Linked DNA regions of Mus musculus: region 2 is linked to region 1. A link is a loop called in an ENCODE intact Hi-C map of the cell type or tissue named here. Cell type or tissue: gastrocnemius. All regions are shown on one strand. Links, peaks and the distances in the headings refer to the core of each region. The heading gives the core; the rest is flanking DNA. Region 1 holds the start of Cdadc1 (cytidine and dCMP deaminase domain containing 1). Region 2 holds the start of Nupl1 (nucleoporin like 1).

Region 1 (11,554 bases), core at 1,241-9,240:
CCGAGTGTTGGTCAGGACACTGTACAAACAGTCGAAGTCATTGCTGTTGCTCTTGGTGGCCTCACAGAAAGGGAAGGTAAATCCCTATTGCTGAAGACACAGGACCAGAGAATTCTAACAGGATCTGACCTGAAAAGCTCCCAGAGAAAAACTGGAAATCTACCCAGCCTCACCCAGGAGTACTCATTGATCTAAAAGGGAAACTTACTACCACAGTATCATGCCAGGAGCCATCTACTAGAAGCTAAAAACTAGCAGGTAATCTTCCTGAGATGGTTAAACTATGAGCTGTAAAATTATAATGGATTTGCTCTTCTAGAAAAGGCCAAAGGAACTACATTTGAGGAAAGGTTGTTGCTACTACTATGCTTTTCCAGTTATTATTAAATATATATTACAAGCACTAGGTATTAGCCAACCCTTTTGAGCAGATTTCTGTGAACAACAAAGATGTACTGTCTTGTACTGGTACTATATAGACAAATAGATGATTTCTTAATTCTTAATGATTTTATAAGAACTCCTAAAATTACACTAGTAATTACTAAGCCCTTTAAAATAGGAGTGCTATTAAGTCCTTTCTGATATTAAAACTGCAATGAGAACTCTGCCAGTTTTCATGTATCATCAGTTAATTGCTTCTGAGATAGAAAGTAGGCATTTACAACTTAGAACACATTCTAGAAGTTGTAAAACAATCAACCAAAAGTCATAACTAGCAATTTATTGTAGGTATAAGGACAAAAGATAAAATATTGACTGGGCTTATCTACATAAAACTTTAATAATAACTTAGTCACAAAATTATAGATTTTAACTTTCAATGAACCTGTAGAGCTAGTGGCAGAAAATGAATATCTAGTCTTAATGGGACATATGTAAACATCTCTGTTGTAAACTTCTTATTCAACTTATGATTTGAATTTATGTTTGAACTTTTAGGGAATTTTTGGTTTTTTTCTTTTTTCTTTTTTTTCCTTTTTTTTTTAATTAGGTATTTTCCTCATTTACATTTCCAATGCTATCCCAAAAGTGGGAACTTTGATTTATTTTTTTTTAAAGATGCTTGGAAAAATGGTGTGATCTATTCCCCTAGAAAAGGTACAAAAAACTAGGGATGATTACATTGCATGGCATTATTACATAAGAGCAGGAGAGAGGGCAAGATTAGGAGGACAACAGAGTAGAGTAACTTAGAAATTAAAAGGAAACTTAGGAAGTAAGAGAGTAATAGGCAGAATGCAGATAGAAAGAGGACAAAGAAAAGGCTACAAAGAAAGAGCAGGTAGGCTTCTCTTTACCATGGGGTAGAACAAGTCTTTTATTAATAGCAAGGCAAGCTTAGTCTTACTAAAGAGGACAATGCTTTTTTTTTTCCTTACAGACTTGGGTTTAGCAAAAATATGGTAGAAGCTTTTTCTTTCTCTATGCAATAAAGATTGTGGCTCATTTCTTCATCCAGAATGAGTGAGTTCTTTCTGCATTGATCTTTTGCTTCATATGCATATGTAAGTATAGACGTATGTGTGTAAGTATGTAATTATGAGATAAATATGTAGCTTAGACCAACTGGTTTATATGAAGGTGTATGAGTATGCATGCATAAATTTGTATATGAATGTGTGTGAGTTTATGCATATTTTCTGTGTAAAAGTTTTTCTTCCTGGGAGTGTCTCTCTTCTCCTGGTTCAATAAAAGTTTATTGCTCCAAACCTCCTTCCTGCCTGACAAGCAAGAGGTGGGACTTCTGAGCAAAAGAGAAAAACGCACTAGCAATTACTTTATTACTTGATCCCCTGATGTTAGGCTACAGGTATTAATCACCTAAGATAGCATTTCTTTAACCCTCAGAGTGAACAAGAAAGTGTTTAGGGTTGTTTTGTTTTATTTTCTTTTTAAGAAATTACCAGCAAGCATTCATTATAGTTAGAGAGGTAGATGTCCAGAGACTGTAAGTCTTTAAACCTTCCTCTGAGACCACCAGTCTTTAAGCTACCTCTATGTACAACTCTGTGACCCACTTCAACCTATTCAATGCCAGGCAGACTCCTGGAACTATCATACCAGTATAATTCCTAACTCCTTTCTAAACATTTATCTTAACACTCCCAGGTAAATGCAACTCTTATCTCTCCTCAGCATTATCTATCTATCTATCTATCTATCTATCATCTATCTATCTATCCATCTATCTATCTATCAAGATGGGCATGCTAGCATATGCCTTTAATTCTAAGACTCAGGAGTCTACGCTGTGTGTTCTAGGCCAGCCAGGACTTCACAGTGAGACCCTTTCTTAAAAAGACAAACACACACACACACACACACACACACACACACACACACACACAGAGAGAGAGAGAGAGAGAGAGAGAGAGAGAGAGAGAGAGAGAGAGAGAGAGAGAGAGAGAGAGAATGGAGCAGAGGAGGAGGAAGGTAGTAGCAACAGCAGTTCTCAAAATGTAGAGAACAACTGACCTTGCATATCCAGTCCTGAAGGTTGGATCTAGAACTCAACCCCTACACCTAACGTTCAGGATCATCTCAGAAAGGGGGGAGGGGGATGAAAAGACTGTAAGAGCCAGAGAGGATCAGGAAGCTGTCAGAACATTGTCTTCTAGTTGTTGCAGGAAAGCTCCACCTACAAAATTTCAACAACATGGCTGCCAAAACAAGACCCGAACAATGCCAACACCAGCTAACTTGCCAACATGGGTGAAATCTCCCAGGGGTCCCATATCTAGATGAAGGGTAAATAATAACAGAGGAGAAATTAGTCTTCCCCAAGAATAAGTCCCCTCAACTAGTTATCCAGTACCAAGTGATCAGTCCTAAAAGCATATACATACAAGCACATATATGTAGAGATATATGTGTGTATATATTATATACATATATAATACATGTATATAAACAATAGTGGTTAAAGAAAAACCATGAATTAATTTAAAAATGATCAGGGCCTCGGGGAGGGGGGAGATTTGTAATGATATTATATTTTAAATAAAAATAAAACTATTTTTACAATTTTTGTTCAAATATCCATCTCTGGAGTTAAGGGTTGTAGTGACCCACTCTGGATGTGGGTGTTGGGAACTGAACTCAGACCCACTGGAAGAGTAGGAAGTGTTCTTAACTGCTGGGCCATGTTTCTGACCTCTCCAGGCTTCATTTTACACTTTATATTTTTCACTGGGGGCTGAGGAGATGGTTCATTGTGTACATGCTTTAGATATAAGCTTGAGGAGTTCCTTCTGGATCCCTCAAACCCACATTAAAAAAAAAAAAAGGTCTGAGTAAAGCTGCACCAGCCTGTAGTCACAAGTGTGTAAAGTCTGAGACAGGAGGATGAAGCTCCAGTGTAGCCAACCAGTGAGCTCCAGATCCAAGCAGAGACCCATTCTCAAAACAAACATTTGGAGGGCCATATAGAGGAAGATACCCTCTGTACGGTAAGCGCGCACACGTACGCTCTATTTACAAATTCATTGGGACGGACAACTCAGATTTTTCAGGTTCCGCTGTCTACTTAACTCTTCGATCCTCCCAGTTCTCTTCTCATAGTTTGTGTGAGTTTGGATATGAAGCAGAACCAAATACCCTGGGATCCGCCCACATCTGACGGCTGGGTTCCGATGGCCCTGCTTCCCCCACCTCGCCCACTCCGGTTCTATGTTCGCCTCTCTCTGTTTAAGTCCTCCACCCTGGTCCCCTACTGTCCCGAACCAAGACAACTTCAAGCGTCCTTCTTTCTGCAAAAATCACTGAACACAGCCTGCTACACAGAGTAGCATAACTGATAGATAACCACCACCACCACCTCGGTGCGCCGGACTCTGACGTCACATTAAGCGCCGGAAGCGATGGGGGGGGCATACCGAGACGTCATCTTGCTGCGCAGAACAAGCGGTTGTTGACAGGCCGCAGAGGTGGCCGTAGGCGAGCTTCAAGGAACCTATCATGCCTGACCGGGCAAGCTGTCCTGGGCCGAGGCCTTTGGGCTGGGGATGAAAGAAACGGATCAGATGCAGAGTTTGGAGGGTTCCGGGGCCGAGAGGTCAGTCGGCACGCAGACGGGCAGCATGACGGGTGAGTGCGGTGGCCTTCTCTCCCGCCCTGCCCCTCTCCTGGCGCTCTGCACGCTTGCCCGAGTCTCCCTCCAGCTCCGCATCCTGCCTGTCCTGTGTCTCCGCACAGCCCAGCACCCTCCCTGCTCTATGTCTCCTTCCCGCCCTGCTAGCCTGCTACTCCCCCCCCCCCCCCCACACACACACATACTGCACCTCCCTGACACCCTGCCTGCCCTGTGACTCACAGCGACTCCTGTCTGCCCCGCCGTCCCTGGTCTCCTTGCCAGGCGCGCGTCCCGGACACTGTGCTGTCCAGGCTTCATAGGTCGCGTCCTGTCCTGCACTGGTGGGTGGTTGCACCTAGAGTCAGTATCCCGGAGCTGAAGAGCCTGAAATTGCGCTTTGGCAAATTCACCACCCGTGATACCTCCCTCAAGTTTTGCCTTATGGTTGAAGATCAATCATGTTCCAACCATTGCCCTTTTAGCAATGCCAGGTTCCAGAGGGGTAGGGGTGGGGACCTTGCTCCTCGGCTACATCAGAGAGGAGCCCTTATCCTATTGATTGATTGATTATTTCCAGAGCCTTTGTATCAGTTTTACTATTTTACCTGTGGGGTGAGCTGGAGAAAAAAAAAGCACCCAACTTTGGAAAGTGCCACCCGAGGTCACTGAAAGTGAGGTTGTGGCCACTCTTGCTAAGGAAGCTTTTATTCTCCTGCCTGCCAGACCATCTGCAGCTCACTCGTAGCTTTGAGCTTAGCTCCTCTGCCTTCACTAGTGAAATTCTGAAGTGCTTGCCTTCTCTTTTGTAGGTCAAATACCAAGGCTTTCTAAAGTGAACCTTTTCACCCTGCTCAGTCTCTGGATGGAGCTCTTCCCAGGAGTGGAAGCCCAAGGGCAAAAATCTCAGGTATACCTTATTTCCATAGAGAGTGTTTACCCTTGGAAAAGCAGTAGTCTAAGTCTGGTTTCATTGGCCAACTGTAGTCCTAACAGCCAAATGCAGCAAGAACCTAGGAATGGTGTCATGGCTTTTGTATGCTGTGCCTGTAACCACAGCGAACTAGCTCATATTTCCAGTCTGAAAAGTTATTTCTAGTGTGTGCCATGATTACCAGGTATTAAGGCTTTTCTTTTGGAGACATTTAGCGCCTTAAAAATGTGCATTGTAAAAGTCAGTTTGCTAGTAATACAAAATTTGGAAATCCTTTTAGCTTTATTGTCCATATTTTATCTCATCGTAATTCTGTTATATACATTTAACTTGAATCCCTTTTCAGTGCAAAAGTTTTTTTTCTCACCCTTGGTTTCTGGCATCCTCTCCTTCATCTGACAGATACCATGGAGGTTTTGTTTATTTAAGAGAAATAAGTTGGTTTTGTTTTAAATATTTTATTTGAAATCTTGTTTAGAAATCTGACCCATACCTGTTATCAGTTTAAGGCTTTAAAAATTAAAATCTAACTGGACATGGAAATAATTGCAAGAGGCATCAAAAGAAATCCTTGTTTTCTGAAAGCCGGCCAACTTGAAAAGAGGCTTGACCTAGAGACGCACAACTTTCATAACCTGACCCATCCCTGCTATTGTTCACCATGTTACAATCTTTCCAACTGTGCTTCATGCCCATATTTCCCAAGGCCATAGCCATGAAGTCACAATGCCAGGTAGGGGTCCATGAAGGCACCCTCCAAGTTATTCTAACAGTGTGTGCTAGCTTGAGAGCTTGGTTAGCAGTTTTAATGTTATCTGTATGGAAAGTATGTTTTAGCTACCAGAAAACCAAATTTACAAAATGCATAGATTACCATTATCACCTGTTTGTCATCTACTGTCAGGAAAGCATATGTGTATATTATTTTTATTAGTTTGGGTATCATGGCTGCTGCAGAGAAGCAAAACTAGTGGTAGCAATAGAGAAGAGCAGAACTAGTCCATTTTCATAATTTTGTACAAACATTATCATTATTATTATTATTACTGAAGATAATCCAATAAGCCAGAAGCATTAAAAAAATCATACTACATATGCTTCCAGGAGACTTCTCTTTGCATTAGATAATTTACTTAAAATATTTTTCAATTTTTCTCGTCTCCTTTCTAATATAAATCAGGACTACATGTCTAGTGGTGGCACAGCCCGCAGTGGACTGGGCTCTCTCATGTCAATCATTAATCAAGAAAATACCCTAAAGGCACACACACACAGCAATATGATAGAGGCAACTTCTTAATTGAAGTTCCCTCTTCCCAGGGGTCTCTAGGTGTGTCAGGTTGACAAAAAAACCACACAGAGCATGTCACAGAAGCTCCAAGATGCAGTTTGGCTTGCAGCTGTTTAAAGTATGTGTTCATTATTTATGAAGTGAACAGAGGAAAAATCCTCACTACTCTACCACCTAGAGACTGTTGACACTGTCTATTGTTCTATCCTTTTTCTTTTACTCATTTGAGATATTCTGGAACTTCCTTAAGTAGAGAAAAGAAATACATGGGCTGTGGTGTCATTTTGTGCATGGGGGCAGCCAGTGATTCATAACCAGCCTGCCTGAGTTCACATTCCAGTTCAAGCTCTTGCTACTTTGTGTAACTTTGAATACTCTATTTTACATTTATTTGTCTGTCAGCTTCTATTTTAGTATAGTGGAAAATACCAGTACGTACAGCGTGTTTTGTCTTGAGGTCCTGGTAATTGAACCAAGAGCCTTGTACTTGTAAGATAAGTGCTTCAAACCCTGAACACACTGCTAGCTTACTACGTGGAGTTGTTCTAAGCAGTGAATGAGTTAAACTAATAACACTTTTAGTGCCTGGAGCTACTTTAGACTGTTTTGATTATGATTTTAATAAATTGTAAAGCACTGTTGCACTGATGGGCATTTACATTGTCTCTTTTGCCAGATTTAATATTTAAAATGTTAATATTAACTTGCATTTGTAAGTATAGCCAGTGTCTGAGTTCTTCTGTGCTATCAAAATTTACATTGCTCAGTAATAAAAACAGAGCTTTTAAGAGTCCAATCAATGATTGGAAAATTAATTGTCTATAAAACTTATAATAAGGCTGGGAGGCAATTAATGAAAAGTTTTGAAATAGAAATCAAGTTCTATGAAGATGGCTGACATTTCCAAAGGGTTTTCTTTCCTACTGGTTCAAGCTTTGCTTATAGTTTAATTCTGTTTGAATTGTGTGACTTTCTAAGACTAGACATCCTTTGTTTTTCTCTCCCCAGCCACAGCACCTTTCTCACTCAGTTCTGCCTGTATGGAGACTGTAGCATGGGGCCTCCCTGAGCTTTTCTGGAACAGAGGCAGTGTAGTACTGAGGGGAGACAGGGATCTGGCTTAGTGAGGATCAGCTAGGTGACCATGGTTGTATTTTTTAATTTGTCCCTGCCACAATTTTTCTCACTTGTACTATGAAAGTAATAACTCTTATAGAATTGTAATGGTTAAATGAAATAATTCCAAACCTTTGTGGTGGCGCAAGTCTTTAATCCCAGCACTCGGGAGGCAGAGGCAGGTGGATTTCTGAGTTCGAAGCCAGCCTGGTCTACAGAGTGAGTTCCAGGACAGCCAGGGCTACACAGAGAAACCCTGTCTGGAAAAACAAAAACAACAACAACAAAAAAAAGTTTAATTAAACTACAATGAAAGCATGAATCAGTAGGAAAGAAAATAACTTTGAAATGTCAAACATCTTCATAGTACTTCTATTCCAAACCCCTTTCTTAACCCCCACCGCAACCATAGCCACTTAGGAGAATTAGATACCTCTTAAAACTTATTTTTATAATTACCATTACTGAAATTACTCTCACCACTTATCAACCTCATGATGTCCTACATTTCCTGCTCTGCTTGAAGAGAAATCTTATTTCCAGGATGTAGGTTTTCTTCCTGGAAGTCGTTGCTTTCTGAGACAACATTTGTTTGTAAGTATAAGCTGAGCAATCACCAGCACTGCCACTCTTACTTTAAAACTGCCCCAATTTGTTAACTGCTTCACCTCTGTGGGGCACACAGAATTCTACACCACCCTATCAGTCTCTCACTTGGCTGTGTTCATAGTCCTAAAGTCTGTGAGGGCTGCTTCCAGAACAACTAGCTAGGCCTATGGCTGGCATCTAATAAAGGGTCAAGCACTTATTGAACTAATTGAAGGGCCAGGCTCTGTTACATTTATTTATTTATTTATTTATTTATTTATTTTCATGTGTATGAGTGTTTTGTCTGCATGTATGTCTGTGAACTGCATGCTTGCCCAGCCCATGGAGGCCAGAAAGGGGCATCAGACCCCCTGGAATTAAGTTATAGTTTTGAGATGCCAGGTAGGTGTTCGGAATCGAACGTAATTCCTTTGTAAAAGCAGCCAATGTTCTTAACTACTGAAGGACCTTTCTAGACCCTAGCTTCCAATTTAAAACTTCTATTTTGATTCAACTTTAGGGAAGGCATTCCTATACTAATTGTTATTACTGTCATAAAAACTACCACGGTGTTGATGACTAAAACAAAAATCTGTTATCATACAGTTCTGAAGGTCAGCAATTCAAAAGGCTTTTCACCAACTAAGACCAAACTGCCAGCAGGACTCATTTTCTCCGAAGGCTCTAGGAGGAAATGTATTTCTTTGCCTTTTCTAGCTTTGGAAATTGCCTGCATTGTTTGGGTTGTATGGCCTTTCTGACTTCAAAGCCCTTTGATGGCTTGTTGATTCTCCCTCCTGTTGTCTCACTCTGAGTCTCCTCTGCCCTCCTTTGCTTACAGTGGCTCCTGTGGTAGTACTGGGCCCACTGGATCATCAGGACAGTCTTTCATACCAAGACTGATGGTGCATATCTATGCCTACCTGTAAAATTAACCCCCCTTTAACTATGAAACAGCATAGCTGCAGAGACAGGATCAAAGAAATCCCTTAGGACGCATCGTCCTGCCTGCCGTAATCCACATGCAATACCTTTGATACATAATTCTTTATCTTCTGGACTCTGCTTAATCCTTCACAACCTTTGAATTTTTACATTGCTTAATACTGTCCCATTTCTATGATCTCCACATTACAGTTTCAATCCTATAAAGGCCTGTTTGGAAGCTTAGGTGTAGTCTGAGCAAATAGTACCCAAGCAAAGTGAGACATCACTGCAGAGCTTTGCAAGGAGGCATCCAGCCTTAAATCCTGAAATGTGGAATTCATCATGTTAATCATCTTCCCTTTTAATCTGATTTTAATTAGAAAACTGAAGAGGAAAGCCGTGGTCCCTTAGGAGACAATGAAGAGTTGACCAGAGTGTCTACTGAAAAAAAACAGGTGAATTGTTGTGATTTAAAAAAAAAAAAAAAAAAAGATGTGCAAGTTTATGATAAGAAAGCAAAGAAAAGGGATAAAGTCCTGTGAAGACCTCCGTAATCAAGGGAGTTTCTTAGATTTCTCCATAAAGGCCTTGTGTACTGACAAGCCTATATGTCTTTCCTGTTTGAAAAATTCAAGTGGGAGTATTGTGTAATGTTTCTAACGTCTAATCCTGATTTCACACAGATGTGTTAAGCAATGCCCTGCGGAGTCTTTCACGTGTGTGTATCTTGGTTATTATGACTGGAGTGCAAGCCTGGTTACTCTTTACGTGGGTCACTTCTCAAGGGTTAAGGATTGAGTCAATTAGTATCTCCCTCTGGGACCAACAGCACTGTCTGTCTTGCTGTTCCTCTCCGAAGATCAGATTTCCAAATCTGTGGGTCCAAACAACCTTGTGGTCCCAGCTGCATCACCCCCTGTGGGCCTGGAGGGCGTGGCCACCACAGACGAGCTTCTTACTCTTCTGAGTCCTTTGTCCCTGATCCACGAATTTCTTGTCTGCTATTGTATATGAAACAGGGCAGTCAACCCGGAAGGCAAATCCTGACCTCTGTGATTCTGCCTGGGGTGTCCTTGTCACCTTTAGTTTCCAGAGAAGGTTGTTGATCATATATAGAGAATGACTTGCACGTGTATTTTGAAAAAGTTATTATTTTGATGTCTGTTTTTATAAGTTTCCTGATTAGTTCTGGGAGTGCGTCTCTTTCACTGCCTGGTGTGATTTTGACATAATTTTCCTGAGACTGCTTAGATGCTTTCAACACAAAGGGGAAAAAATTAGCGGATCACCTAGGTCAATATACTGACTAAAGCATGTACAAAAGGTGATCGTGGTCTACCATGGTTTAATGTAAAATCTGTGACTAGAATTATATGGAAACTTGCCGAGATGTGTGTGAAGTAAAACAAAACCAGGATGCAGACAAGTGGTTCCCAGAAAGTCAGTGTGTTGGGGCAGCAGTAAGTAGACAGCTCAGAGTACAACTTGGGCTTTTAAGTTTGAGGTGAAAAGCTCCTCTCGAACTAGATATTATGAAAAAACTCCATCTTAAACTTTATATTTTGTTCTTAGCTAGAAGCAAAATGAACAGGTTGTGGCTTTTTGTTTTTTGGGGTTTTTTGGGGGGTGGGGGGAGGTAGGGTGGGCTAAATTTTGGGTTTTCTAGACAAGGTTTCTCTTTGTATCTCTAGCTGTCCTGGAACACAAGGCTGGTCTCGAACTCAAGAGTTTTGCCTGCCTCTGCCTCCATGTGCTGGAATTAAAGGTATATGCCACCATGCTCAGCTAGCTTTATTTTGTTTTAAAAAGACTCAGAAAGGTAATAAACTTGGGCTGAAGATTGTTCTAATAAGAGGTTGATAACATGTCTTTTGTGTCTTGGGAACAATGTCACAGACATCCATTTGTTACTGGCTTCTTTCTTTCTTCTGACAGTGTAAAGCCCATGCCCTTCAGCTGAGTTGCAGCCACTCCAATGGCCATGTGGTTCAGTTTTAACAGCATTGGCTCTGGTGCCCAGATCCTTTGATAAGACAATTTTTTATAAAAGATTTATTTATTTATTATGTACAGTCTACAGTCCACATATATGCCTTCCTGCCAGAAGAGGGCACCAGACCCCGTTACAGATGGTTGTGAGCCATCATGTAGTTTCTGGAAATTGAACTCAGGACCTCTAGAAGAGCAGTCAGTGCTCTAAACCTCTGAGTCATCTCTCCAACTCTGATAAGACAATTTTTATTGGTTGCTTTCTAAAATGGACAGTTTGCAAACAAACTTGCTGGAAATAACATATACTTTGTATTCAAGGGATATACAGTTCTCAAATATTTTGCAATAAAGAGGGGAAGGTTTACACATTGCAAATTTGGAATCAAACTTATGATTGTGAGCCAGGTCTTTGCTAGCTGAGCTATATCTTTAGCCCAGGAGTTGCAAGTTAAGGCTAGCCTGGGCTGTATAATACAATTCTGACTTTAAAAGGTCTTATAATTTTAGAATTGAGATGATGTCTGCTTTAGTTTTGTCTTTATTATTTGAATTCTTCAGAGTCATGTGTAAAACCCAGAGGAATTTCATTATATTTCCTTTACCATTTTGAAGCTTAGAATTAAATAGACCCAGC
Region 2 (11,554 bases), core at 1,223-9,222, 650 kb before region 1:
ATCATGTGCCAAACACACCTTTTGACGTCATCTAACTTTTGTGACCTGCCAAAGGGAAATGGCGAGGAACAGAGTTTTCATCACTATGAGTATTTGGGGGAGAGGACAGGGCTCTACAATGAATCTGGAGGGTGTTCCGGTTCAGCCAACTGCAGGTAGCAATGCTCAAGGTCAACACAAAACAAGTGCTGAATTGTGGGGGAGCTGTGAGAAAAGAAGTGCCAAGGATTTGTCATATAAAGGGCACTGAGGGCCAGACTCAGAGACCGTTGGGCTTTTGTTCGAATCACTACCATGGGGAGGATTGTGCTTTAGCATAAATCTGAGGGGTCTGATGATGGGATCAATTTCATCGAACAAAACTTGGCAGCTGGTCAACGCACTTGCAGGAATAGTATGCCAATTCCTGCCAGAGAATTAAAGAACCATGATATGATGGCAGTGTCCCCAGACCACCGCTAAGAAGCATTTCTTGGTGCCCACGTTGCTCCGGGTGCCCGTACATTCTAATTTACATCCCTCTGGGTTTTTTTTTTTTTTCAGATTTATTTATTTTATGTATGAGTGCACTGTAGCTGTCTTCAGACACACCAGAAGAGGACATCAGATCCCTTTACAGATGGTTGTGAGCCACCATGTGGTTGCTAGGAAATTGAACTCAGGATCTCTGGAAGAGCAGTCGGTGCTGAGCCAGCTCTCCAGCCAGATCGCTCATCCCTGTCCTTACACTTTCCAATTCGCAGTTCCTCTCGTAAATACCCCAAGTTATGGGAAAGCCACATAGCCAGGAAGCAGTCTTCAGGGAAGGTCCCCAAGAACGGCACCCATCCCATTCACCGTCCACTAGGATTTGGGGCACAGTGTCCTGACCTCAGACTCGGAGGCAGAGGAGCCTGGCAGTGTCACGCCGCCCCGCTGAACCCTCCGTGCAGGAAGCACAAGCGTGCAGTACCATGGGGTGCTGACCGGAAGCGTGTGCGACTTAAAACCCGTACATTTCTGGACCCTCAAAAGGTAGACACCCTCTTTTTTTCTCGGGTGCAGCGACACCCAAATGAAACTCAGACGTCCCCTTGGAGGAATGTGAGGTGACGACCAAGGTCTTCTCCAACTCTAGAACTCTACGCATGGCTTTTGACAGGAGGCCGGACCGAAGCCGCACTCCAGGGCCTTCATTCAGGAAGTAAAGCACGAAATCCCGCGAGACTCTCCGGGCACTTCAGGGGCTTAGCGCTTTAAGCGAGTAGGCGGGGCGCCCACCTTACCTCATCCGCCCGGCCTCACACGAGTACCGCTTCCACTCCGATCCCAGGGTTCCCTGCGCGGCGGGCGCGCTTCTAGTGCGTTCGGCGCGCGGGCGGTGTCGCGCATGCGTTCGCCTGTGGCTCCGCCCACTCCGCCCTCGCCTTGCCGCACCGCCGCTTGGGGTTGTTTCCCACCCGGTACCCGCTGGGCACCAGCTATGTGGCACGTCCCTCTTCGGCAGTGAAGGGACAGAAGCGTCCTAGGCCTCTCCACCCTAGCTGACGCCTTCGCGCCAAGGGCCGCCATGGCCACGGGGTTCTCCTTCGGGTCTGGGACCCTCGGCTCCACCACTGTGGCCCCCGGCGGGACCGGAGCGGGCAGCGGCTTCTCCTTCGGGACCGTCGCGTCTAGGTAATGGTGCCGCCTAGCAGGGGACCCTGGTGCTTCCCCGCGGAGGTCTGCACATCGAGGCCTGCCTTCAGGCTGCTAGGCTTCCCTACGAGCCGCGCAGTGGGCTGTGGACCCCTGCCGCCGAGGCTCTGCAGTCCCCGGTCGCGCCGCGACGACGCGGAGTGGGCCCGACTGCGGGAAGCGGCCTGGAGTCGCGGCTACGCCTACGCGACCCCTCGGGTTCAGGGATAGAATGAGTGTTGAATGAATGACAGCTTGTTGCTGGCTTTTAGGAACAGAAAAATAGGTAGGATGTAAGTTAAAAAAAATATCCCCGGGTGGTTTAGATTTCGGTTTTGAACGTTACGATGCATTGGATTTATGATTTTTTGTTTGTTTCAAGCCTTTGTGCCACAGGACCCCCTTCTGTCTTTTTAACATTTTTATGGCATGTATTGTATCATAGTTATTTTGTGCCCTATACAGATTAGCATAGCATCGCAAAGCATTTTGTGTTATAACCATCCACCACATGATCTTTTCCGTTCACTGCAAGCTTAAGTGGTATATTCTTCAGTTTGTGTAATAGATTCCGGTAGTGACAGATGAGTAGCTAGGGATTCCAAAAAGCTATTTCACTGAAAGCATTAATCACTCAGACTCGGCCTTTGGTAAAGAGTTGATCAAATGAGGAAATGTGTACTCGAAGGACAGGTATCTCCCGAGGCATAACAAGACCTATAGGCTTAATGTCTCAAAGAAAGCTCGCTCTCTCTCTCTCTCTCTCTCTCTCTCTCTCTCTCTTAACAGCCCCCGTTAGATACAGCAAATCCAAAATAACAGTACAATCAGACTGCCCCAGTTAAGTCCCATTTTTGCATATGCTTTCTTAATCTTCACTACCTATGTTGTCGAGACACAGGCGACGGTGTGCTCTGCTGTCTCTTTTAACTTTCACCTTGTTTTCTTGTGTCATCGATTAACTGGCTTTAGGTTTGTCGTTTTTAATGGTGTATCTTACTTAGTTCTTTTTTTTTTAAAGATTTTAATTATTTTTATTTAATGTGTGTGGGTGTTCTGCTTGCATCTGTGCATCATGGCTGTGCATTGCCCTTAAATACCAGAAGAGTCCGTCAGACACCCCCCCCCCCCAACCACCACCACTACCACACCACACCACACTGGAGTTAAGGCCCACTGTGAGCTACCAAGTTTTAAATTTAAAATGGAGGGATAGTTTGGGAAGTGGTGGTGCACGCCTTTAATCCCAACACTCTGGAAGCAGAGGCAGGCAGATTTCTGAGTTCCAAGCCAGCCTGGTCTACAAAGTGAGTTCCAGGACAGTCAGGGCTACACAGAGAAACCCTGTCTCGAAAAACAAAACAAGACAAAATATATAAATAGTATATATATTATATAAATATATATCATATATTTTATATATATAAAATGAAATAAAGTACTTTTAGTTTTAAGTCATGGGAGACTAACACAACAGAGTACTCCTGCCTTTACTCATCATTTGTAACTGCATTCTAGTTCTTTAAGAAGCTCCTTTGTCACTGTGACACTCTGCTTACTAGACATCGTCTGCTACTTGCCTTCCTATTGAAAGTATTCGTTTTAAGTGTTTAAATTGCAGCTTTCCCCTCTTGGGTTCCTAGGGTGTGCAGAAGACTGAATGACTCTTCTGGCTGACTGTGGGGTTGATAGTTCCTGGACCTAAGCAGCATGATATTCTGACCAGGACTGTGGTTGTCTTAATTTTAGCTAGCAATTGGTTGTTTTTTTAAATCGGAGCTATCTCTCCATCACCTTGCAGGTGGTTGGTGTGCTTGCCCATGCTCGCTTGAGTGCACGCGCTCTCTCGCTTGCTCTCTCTCTCATCTCTCTCTCTCTCTCTCTCTCTCTCTCTCTCTCTCTCTCGTGTGTGTGTGTGTGTGTGTGTGTGTGTGTGTGTGCGCGCGCGCCTGTGTATTTGGTAGACAAGCCTTCATCCCTGAGCCATGCCCAGCCTCTTTTTCAATGTTTTAAAACAAGTATTATGCTGCATTGAATGAAGGTCTTACAAGGTGGAAGTGCTGTCCTGTGGAACTGTACCCCATTGTTCCTTTCTACGTTTATTTCATGGCAGACTCAGAAGTCCAAGTTGACCTAGAACTCACTTGAAGCTTGGGTAGGCCTTGATTTGACAATCCCACTACTTAAGTAGCATATATTACAGACCTGTGCCACCAATTCTAGATGCCTTTTTCTTTTTTAATTTGAGACTGTCTCATTAAGTTGTCCAGGCAAACTTGAAATTTGTAATTTCCTGAATAACTGGGATTATAGGCATGCCACCGTACTTGTTGTGATTTTGGCTTTCAGAAGAAACAGAATTGGAAGTAATAAATACGTAACATGAGAAGTAAGAGTTCCCATTGTGTTTTATGTTCTATTAATTTTCCTATGTGATTTTTGAGGTATCAAATTCTTGAAACTTGTTGGTTATTTTTATAATCTTTCCCCCTATAGGTAGCAAACTTTGACCTCTAATGGTTGAGATGAACAGCTTTTTTTTTTTTTTTTGGTTGTTCGAGACAGGGTTTCTCTGTGTAGCCCTGGCTGTTCTGGAACTCACTTTGTAGACCAGGCTGGCCTCAAACTCAGAAATCCACCTGCCTCTGCTTCCCTAGTGCTGGGATTAAAGACGCCACAACTGCCCGGCTCCAGCTGTCCTTTATTTAGGTTTCCAGAAGCTATGTAAAGAGTTTCTTCTGTAAACATACAGTCTATTTTTTTTTTAAAAGATTTATTTATATTATATGTAAGTACACTGTAGCTGTCTTCAGAAACGCCAGAAGAGGGCGTCAGATCTCATTACAGATGGTTGTGAGCCACCATGTGGTTGCTGGGATTTGAACTCAGGACTTTTGGAAGAACAGTCAGTGCTCTTAACTGCTGAGCCATTCTCTAGCTCAACACACAGTCTTTACAGAGGACATGATACTTACTGTAGCAGTAAAGGAGCAGCAGTAACCTACCTAGAGTAACGTATGCATGTCTTTTTATGTGAGTCATTGTTGAACTATTGTAATTAGAAGTGTGGACTGTTCTCAAGTAGTTCAAAGGAAAAACAGTCATCTGTGGCCATTTAAAATATGCTAGGGGTCGAGTGAAGACTTGAGATTGAGAGCATTGTGTTCCTTGCTGATGTCTACTGTAGTCTTGTGATCTGACATCCTAATTGCAGTAGAGTGCTTTCCCAGCCTTGTTGTGTTCCTTGCTTTTGTAGTAGTGAAGTTTGAAATGTGCACTTGCTAAGCAAGGGCTACTGCTGCACTATGTCTCAGGCCACACTTTTCCTTAAATTTTGAGGTGTGGTCTTATTAAATTTCCCAGGCTGCCCGTGAATGCACTGTGTAGTCCACACGGGCCAAGAAGGTGTGATTCCTTTGCCTCCCAAATAGCTAACAGGTTCAGTACAAATTATTTAAGATGAAATGTATATTTATATTTATTTTTAAGGAGAAAAGGAAGGTGTTTGAATTTGTTAGGCGTATTTCTTTCAATGTCTTTTGGGTCATAGATTTTATGAGAGAAAACAATTTTAAACAGTTAATTTCTTTTTTTTAAATTTTTCAAAGTAAATATTAGCCATAGCAGACTTTTTTTTCTTTTTTCTCTCTCTCTCTCTCTTTTTTTTTTTTTTTTTTGTTTGTTTCTCTAAACAAGCACACCTTCTGTGGGACTCAACTTTGGATCTCTTGGAAGCTCTGTGACCCCAGCATCTACATCTGCTTCAGCTGGTGGTTTTGGAACAGGCCTCTTTGGATCTAAGCCTGCCACTGGATTTACTCTAGGAGGAACAAGTGCAGGTAAGGAGAATGGTCTTGTTCTTAGGGTAAATGAGATATTTCTTTCTTGGTTTCTGTCTTAGTCAGGGTTTCTGTTCCTGCACAAACATCGTGACCAAGAAGCAAGTCCATGTTGCTTTTCCTAACCAAAGGAAGTCAGGACTGGAACTCAAGCAGGTCAGGGAGCAGGAGCTGATGCAGAGGCCATGGAGGGATGTTCTTTACTGGCTTGCTTCCCCTGGCTTGCTCAGCCTGCTCTCTTATAGAACCAAGACTACCAGCCCAGAGATGGTCCCACCCACAAGGGGTCTTTCCCCCTTGATCACTAATTGAGAAGATGCCTTACAGCTGGATCTCATGGAGGCATTTCCTCAACTGAAGCCTGAAGCTCCTTTCTCTGTGACAGTCTCCATCTTCTGTCTTTATTTTAAAAGTCATCACTGCATCTCTGGAATTGGATGTTTGTATTGGTGAAGGAGCCGCTCCAGAGAAGCATTTGAAAGTTGTAAACGTGAATCAAGATGGTTTTTTTAAATTATATACTACAGTATTTTTCATTAGTAAAGATGCTTAAGGCAGTTTACCAATATGTTGTAAATTTTGATATTAAAATAGGTAGAAAGTATAGTTCTTTAGTTTCTGGCACACATTTGAGTGGTAGCTTTTTGGATGATAGTACCTTATAGCTTTAGTACTTCAAATATCTTTTTTATTCTCAGGGAAAATGCTTGTGTTTGTTACTATAATCATATATCAGTCTTATTACAAGTATATTATTCTCTGAAAGTGGAATCTAGAAGGAAACCATCTTCATTGATCATTCAGTTTGTCTTTTGTTGTCACTGAGAATAGCAGCTACAGCTATAAAGTTAATTCTAAGTAAGAATTTTTGAGAAGAGAACAAACTGCTTTTCTAATGAATTGTGGATTTTCTCCTCTTGTACTATTTCAGTGTAGGAGAAAGAATAATTATAAAGAACTTTGTATAGATCCCACATAATGGTTTTTTCAAAGCCTTTCAGTATTTGGGTATATAAAAACTGAATGCTTCAATGTCATGCCTTTGTAAGTTAGAGATGTATTTTAAACATAGGTAGTTTTGGATGTGGAACCAAAACTTTCACTAGTTGCCTTAAAAAAAAAATTAACCAGAGACAAGGATTAAACCTCACAGACAGGGGCTGGATGGCTCAGTGGTTAAGAACACTGATTGTTCTTCCAAAGGTCCTGAGTTCAAATCCCAGCAACCACATGGTGGCTCACAGCCATCCATAATGAGATCTGATGCCCTCTTTTGGTGTGTCTGAAGACAGCTACAGTGTACTTACATATAATAATAAATAAATCTTTAAAAAAACGAAAAAAACTTACTTAAAAAAACAAAACAAAACAACAACAACAACAACAACAAAAAACCAAAAAAACCTCACAGAAATAAAGGCAAGTGGTCTTCCACTGAGAGCTGTGCTCCCAGCCCCATAATTCTGTGATGTTATAGATAACTAAAAGTTTCACTTCGAGGACAGAACTGTTAACATCTTACAACTTTTCAGAGACAACCAGGGTTTGCTTCTAAGACTGTCACATAGTCTTTTTTCCTCTAAGGAGTCATAGACCTAAAAATGTAATGAACATAAATCCACATCCAAAACTACCTATAATGTTTTCCAGGGTGCCAGTAATCTAACAATATTTTTGAGATAAAATTAATAAGATTTGGAACTAAAGCAATGCAAAAGAAGGACAATGTGTCAGAGTTTCTGCCTTGAGTGATTGAATTGACTGGTGAGGGTATTAGCTGGCTTTTGTGTTGTGGTTAGATGCATGACTCAAAGGGACATCAAGATCCACCAACCAGTAGGGATTCAGGTAGGCATAGATTCAGGCTCATGGAAGGGTGTGGTAGTGCATGCTGTGCTTTCAGTAGTAGGGAGGCTAACACAGTAGTATTGCTGTGGATACTTAGTGAGATACTGCCCTAGTAAACCAAAGAAGCTGGTGCCAGTTAGGGTTAGATTCCTGTAGCTGTGGTTGGAATGATGAAACTGGAGAGATCAGTGGTGTAAGCAGCAGCAGAACTCTGGGAGCAATGCAGGAAGGAGATGTACAGGCAAAGCCTGAAAAGGAGGAGTGAGGAGAGGGCTTGGTACTGGAGTCCAGAGGAAGAGGATTTCCAGGAGTAAGGTCTGGGTGGGACAGGAGGGGCTATTTTTCTGTTGAGAGCAAAGCAGGTGGAGGGAATAAGTGCTACTGTACGAAAGCCTGGGGGGGGGGGGGGAATTGAAATTGATCACAGTATTAGAGTGGTTGTTTTTGCATTTTTCTTTGGTTGCTAGCCCCGCAACCAATCCCCACCCCCCTCCGCTTTCTGAGACAGGGTCTCACTGTGTTGCTCTGACTGTTTTGGAACTTATATACCAGGATACCAGGTTGGCTTAGCATTCAGAGATTGCCTGGCTCTGCCTCCTGAGTATTGCGATCAAAGGTGTGAACCACCACACCCATCTTTTAGTTCTTTTTCTTAACCCGAAGGTTTTATATTCACCATAATTTAGTCCTGACTTGTGTATCTCTATTCTACTTAGGGTAGATAGAGAAAAGGATCCCAGACATAAAATACTCATGAAGACCAGCATAATATCTGTATGATTAAGATAAAAATGAGATTTTTTTTTAAACAGGAACAGCAGCAACAACATCTGCGTCTACAACAGGCTTCAGTTTAGGATTCAGTAAACCTGCGGCATCTGCCACACCATTTGCCCTGCCTGTCACTTCTACCTCAGCTAGTGGTCTTACTCTCTCATCTGCTCTGACATCAACTCCAGCAGGTGAGACAGAATGGGAAGAAAGTTGAATTTGTTGGTTATAGTAAAGTTTTTTCCAGTTAGCGAGCGAATACCCAGTAACCATTTAAATTAAACAACTCAGGGGTGGGGAGATGGTTCAGTAGGTAAATTGTTTTGCTGTACAAGCATAAACACTTTTAAAAGCACAACTATACTTTGGGAAATTTATTTGAATTAGTTATTGATTTTGTCCTACTGATCTATTGCCTTTTCAGTCAGGTTTAGTGGTCCACACCTGTGATTTGGGAGGGAGCCACAGGGGGAACTTGAGTTTAAGGCAAGGATTGGCTAGGTAACAAGACTTTATCTGGAAAAATAAGTTAGCATTGGCTATTAAAGCTGTTATGACTATCTTGAAATATGGTCTCTACTACTTACATAATAAACAGAGTCAAAGGGTAGAGATGTTTTTATTGTCTGTTTTTAAGAGATTGTTAAGAGATTGGCAGAAAGTGTAAAGATGTTTGTACTTACCTAGTTCATGATTCATTTACTTTTAAAGGCAGAATTGTTGGCTGGGATTAAAAACTATATTGTTGTTTAGAGTTAGTTACTGGGTGCCATTGTAATAGCTCTCAAAGCTATTTTGTTGGATGAGGGGGAAATAGGGTCACTAGTTTCTGCTTTGAAACTACTATTACTCTTCACTACTATTACTCTTTATTCTGAGTATTTCCAAAAGTTTTTTGAGCATATAGTTTCAGATGTGTCTGAATTCTAGTTTTGAGAATGTACTCCTATTGTTTCTGTTGTTTTTGTTTTTTAAAAGATTTATTTATTTACTTTATGTGAGTTCACTGTCCCTCTCTTTAGATACACCAGAAGAGGGCATCAGATCCCATTATATGGTGAGCCATCATGTGGGTGCTGGGAATTGAACTCAGGACCTGGAATCAGTGCTCTTAACTTCTGAGCCATTTCTCCAGCCCCTCCCTGTGGTGTTTTAAAGTACTATTTCTGTGTGAAGGCTATTCATTTCTTTCTCTGTCTTTTACTTTCAGCATCCACAGGATTTACTTTGAATAACTTGGGAGCAACACCAGCCACAACTACAACAGCATCAACTGGGCTTTCTTTAGGGGGAGCCTTAGCTGGTTTGGGAGGTTCACTTTTTCAGAGTGGAAACACAGCAACATCAGGTAATTGATAGTATTTCTTTTCCAAAAGTAAATATTTGTATTTAAATTTACTTCATTTTAGCTTGCTAACTATTTTAGCTTTTTTTTTTATAATCTGTTTTTCTTTCAGTATGAAAACCAGTAAGTGTAGGAATGCATTGGTTTGTGGAAAAATAGGTTTGTCAACCAAATATCTAGTTAGCTTGTAAATATAATGACTATGATTAACTGTAGTCCATTTGAACGTTTTTGCCAGTGAGGTGAGATTTAAATAAGTAAATAAAGGTTACATAGTTTTTAAACACTTTTTTTTTTAAAGAATAACTGAGAATGTGTAGTATTTAACATTTAAGGTATATCACATTTATATTTTACACATTCATACTAGATTATTTTAAAATTGTGCGATTCCAAAATAGCAATCAGCAGGATGTAAATATATCATGTGGAATAGATTTTGTAAAAAAAGTTTTTAAAATAACTAAAAATAGAATGTTTACCTATATCAAATTAGATATAGTCAGGCCCTTTGATAATGAAAGATCCCAACTTCCAAATTAAATGTTATTGAATCCAACAAGATTATCAATATTTACCCAACTCAAGCTCCAGATTTTTTTCATGTTATTTTCCTAAAACAAGTAGGAAGGAAATGTATGGTCTTAAAGTCAGGAAAGTTGATAAAAATGGTATTGACAATGGTGGTTTGTTCATTTCCAGGTCTCGGACAAAATGCTTTAAGCTTGTCTTTGGGAACTACAGCACCTACTTCAGCTGCCAGCAATGAAGGCCTTGGTGGTATAGACTTTAGTACCTCATCAGATAAGAAGAGTAAGTGACGATACTTCAGTGTGGTGTTCTGACATCATGGCTAGGGTGCCTGGAAGATCACTAGTGTGGTTGACCACTAAGACTCATTAGGATGGTACCTTCACGTTTGTTTATATTATCAATAGTACACAAATTTTATATGTTGAGCATAAGCTATTTATAAATAGCTTAAGCTTATGTCTTGTATAGCTATGTTAATGTATATTTAATGCTTATTTGTAAATCAGGACAATGCTCTGTATATTTTGTAATCTTTTACTCAGTTAATATTGGAAATACTTAGTTATTATTCCATTGCTGTGCTAACACACCATGATCAAGGCAACTCTGTAAGAGTTATTTGGCTTACAATTGCAGAGGGCTAATAGTCAATTATAACAGAGCAGAGATAGTCAGTGACAGGCAGCTGGATCTTCACTTGACAGTCCACATCAAGTACAGCATACAGAAAGTGGAGACAGCAAACAGCAAACTGGGAATGGCATATGGGTTTTGAAAACTGAGCCAAACCCTGGTTACAAACTTATCCAGCAGCGCCACACATTCTAATCTTACCCAAATTGCCACAAACTGGGGTCTCATTTATTTAGATTCTATGGGGGACATCTCATTCAAACTACCACAGTACATTTAGTTTTAAGAAAATGAGCTGTTTAGGTAAACAAATCCCTATTTTTTATTACCCTGTTTCATCAAATCTTAGACTTCAGTTTTAGAAGGAAGGTTCCAAATTCAGAAATGTTGAGCAGTGAAAGGTAGTGATAAACTAATTATTCCATATTTTTATGGAAAAATAAACATGAAATGTCATGGAAGAAGAACTAAAAAATCCATTTATAGTAAAAGTGAGTGACAAATGATTTTAAAATGTAGAGTACTTGATTTTTACATGCTTTCTCAGATTTTAACATCTTTTTTTGTTGCTTTTGTTCTGTTTTTAGAGACAGGGTTTCTCTGTGTAGTTCTGGCTGTCCTGGAACTCACGCTGTAGGCCAGGCTGGCCTCAAACTCAGAAATCTGCCTGCCTCTGCCTCCCCAATTGCTGGGATTAAAGGCTTGTGCCACCACTGCCTGGCTACATTTTAACATCTTTGAAATCAGTATGTGTCTTATGGATTCAATTTTAGAGATGAATGGACTGTGCTATGTATGAGACAGAAATTCAATTAGTGTTGAATAACTTAACAATAAGAGCAGTACCTCAGAAAATGTATGGATCACAGGGTTGAGTTTACAAATGGAGAAAACATATTTACCTAATGAACATTTGAAGAGAATGTTT

What was found. Peaks named below come from ENCODE experiments on the same cell type or tissue, not always from the same donor. Only the 100,000 strongest peaks of a DNase experiment are listed, where the experiment ranks them.
Region 2: a loop joins it to region 1, with 6 times the contacts of the local background. A loop is called at or near these places in 2 of 42 quality-filtered maps.

The regions. Positions count from the first base shown.
Region 1 is chr14:59,590,290-59,601,843 of GRCm38, reverse strand. Cdadc1 (cytidine and dCMP deaminase domain containing 1) reads left to right here and starts at 3,885. Exons shown (of 10, transcript NM_027986.3): 1 at 3,885-4,089; 2 at 4,885-4,982; 3 at 9,309-9,383. The coding sequence starts at 4,008. In gastrocnemius, for the core only: a CTCF peak has its summit at 4,352; DNase peaks (open chromatin) are centred at 3,868 and 4,309; H3K4me3 peaks cover 2,088 bases; H3K27ac peaks cover 2,146 bases.
Region 2 is chr14:60,241,265-60,252,818 of GRCm38, reverse strand. Nupl1 (nucleoporin like 1) reads left to right here and starts at 1,340. Exons shown (of 15, transcript NM_170591.2): 1 at 1,340-1,656; 2 at 5,353-5,495; 3 at 8,156-8,305; 4 at 9,325-9,462; 5 at 10,162-10,272. The coding sequence starts at 1,550. It overlaps Gm38641 (a long non-coding RNA gene), which reads right to left and starts at 1,345. Exons shown (of 3, transcript XR_874661.1): 1 at 1,266-1,345. In gastrocnemius, for the core only: no CTCF peak of the experiment used is centred there; a DNase peak (open chromatin) is centred at 1,300; H3K4me3 peaks cover 1,445 bases; H3K27ac peaks cover 1,146 bases.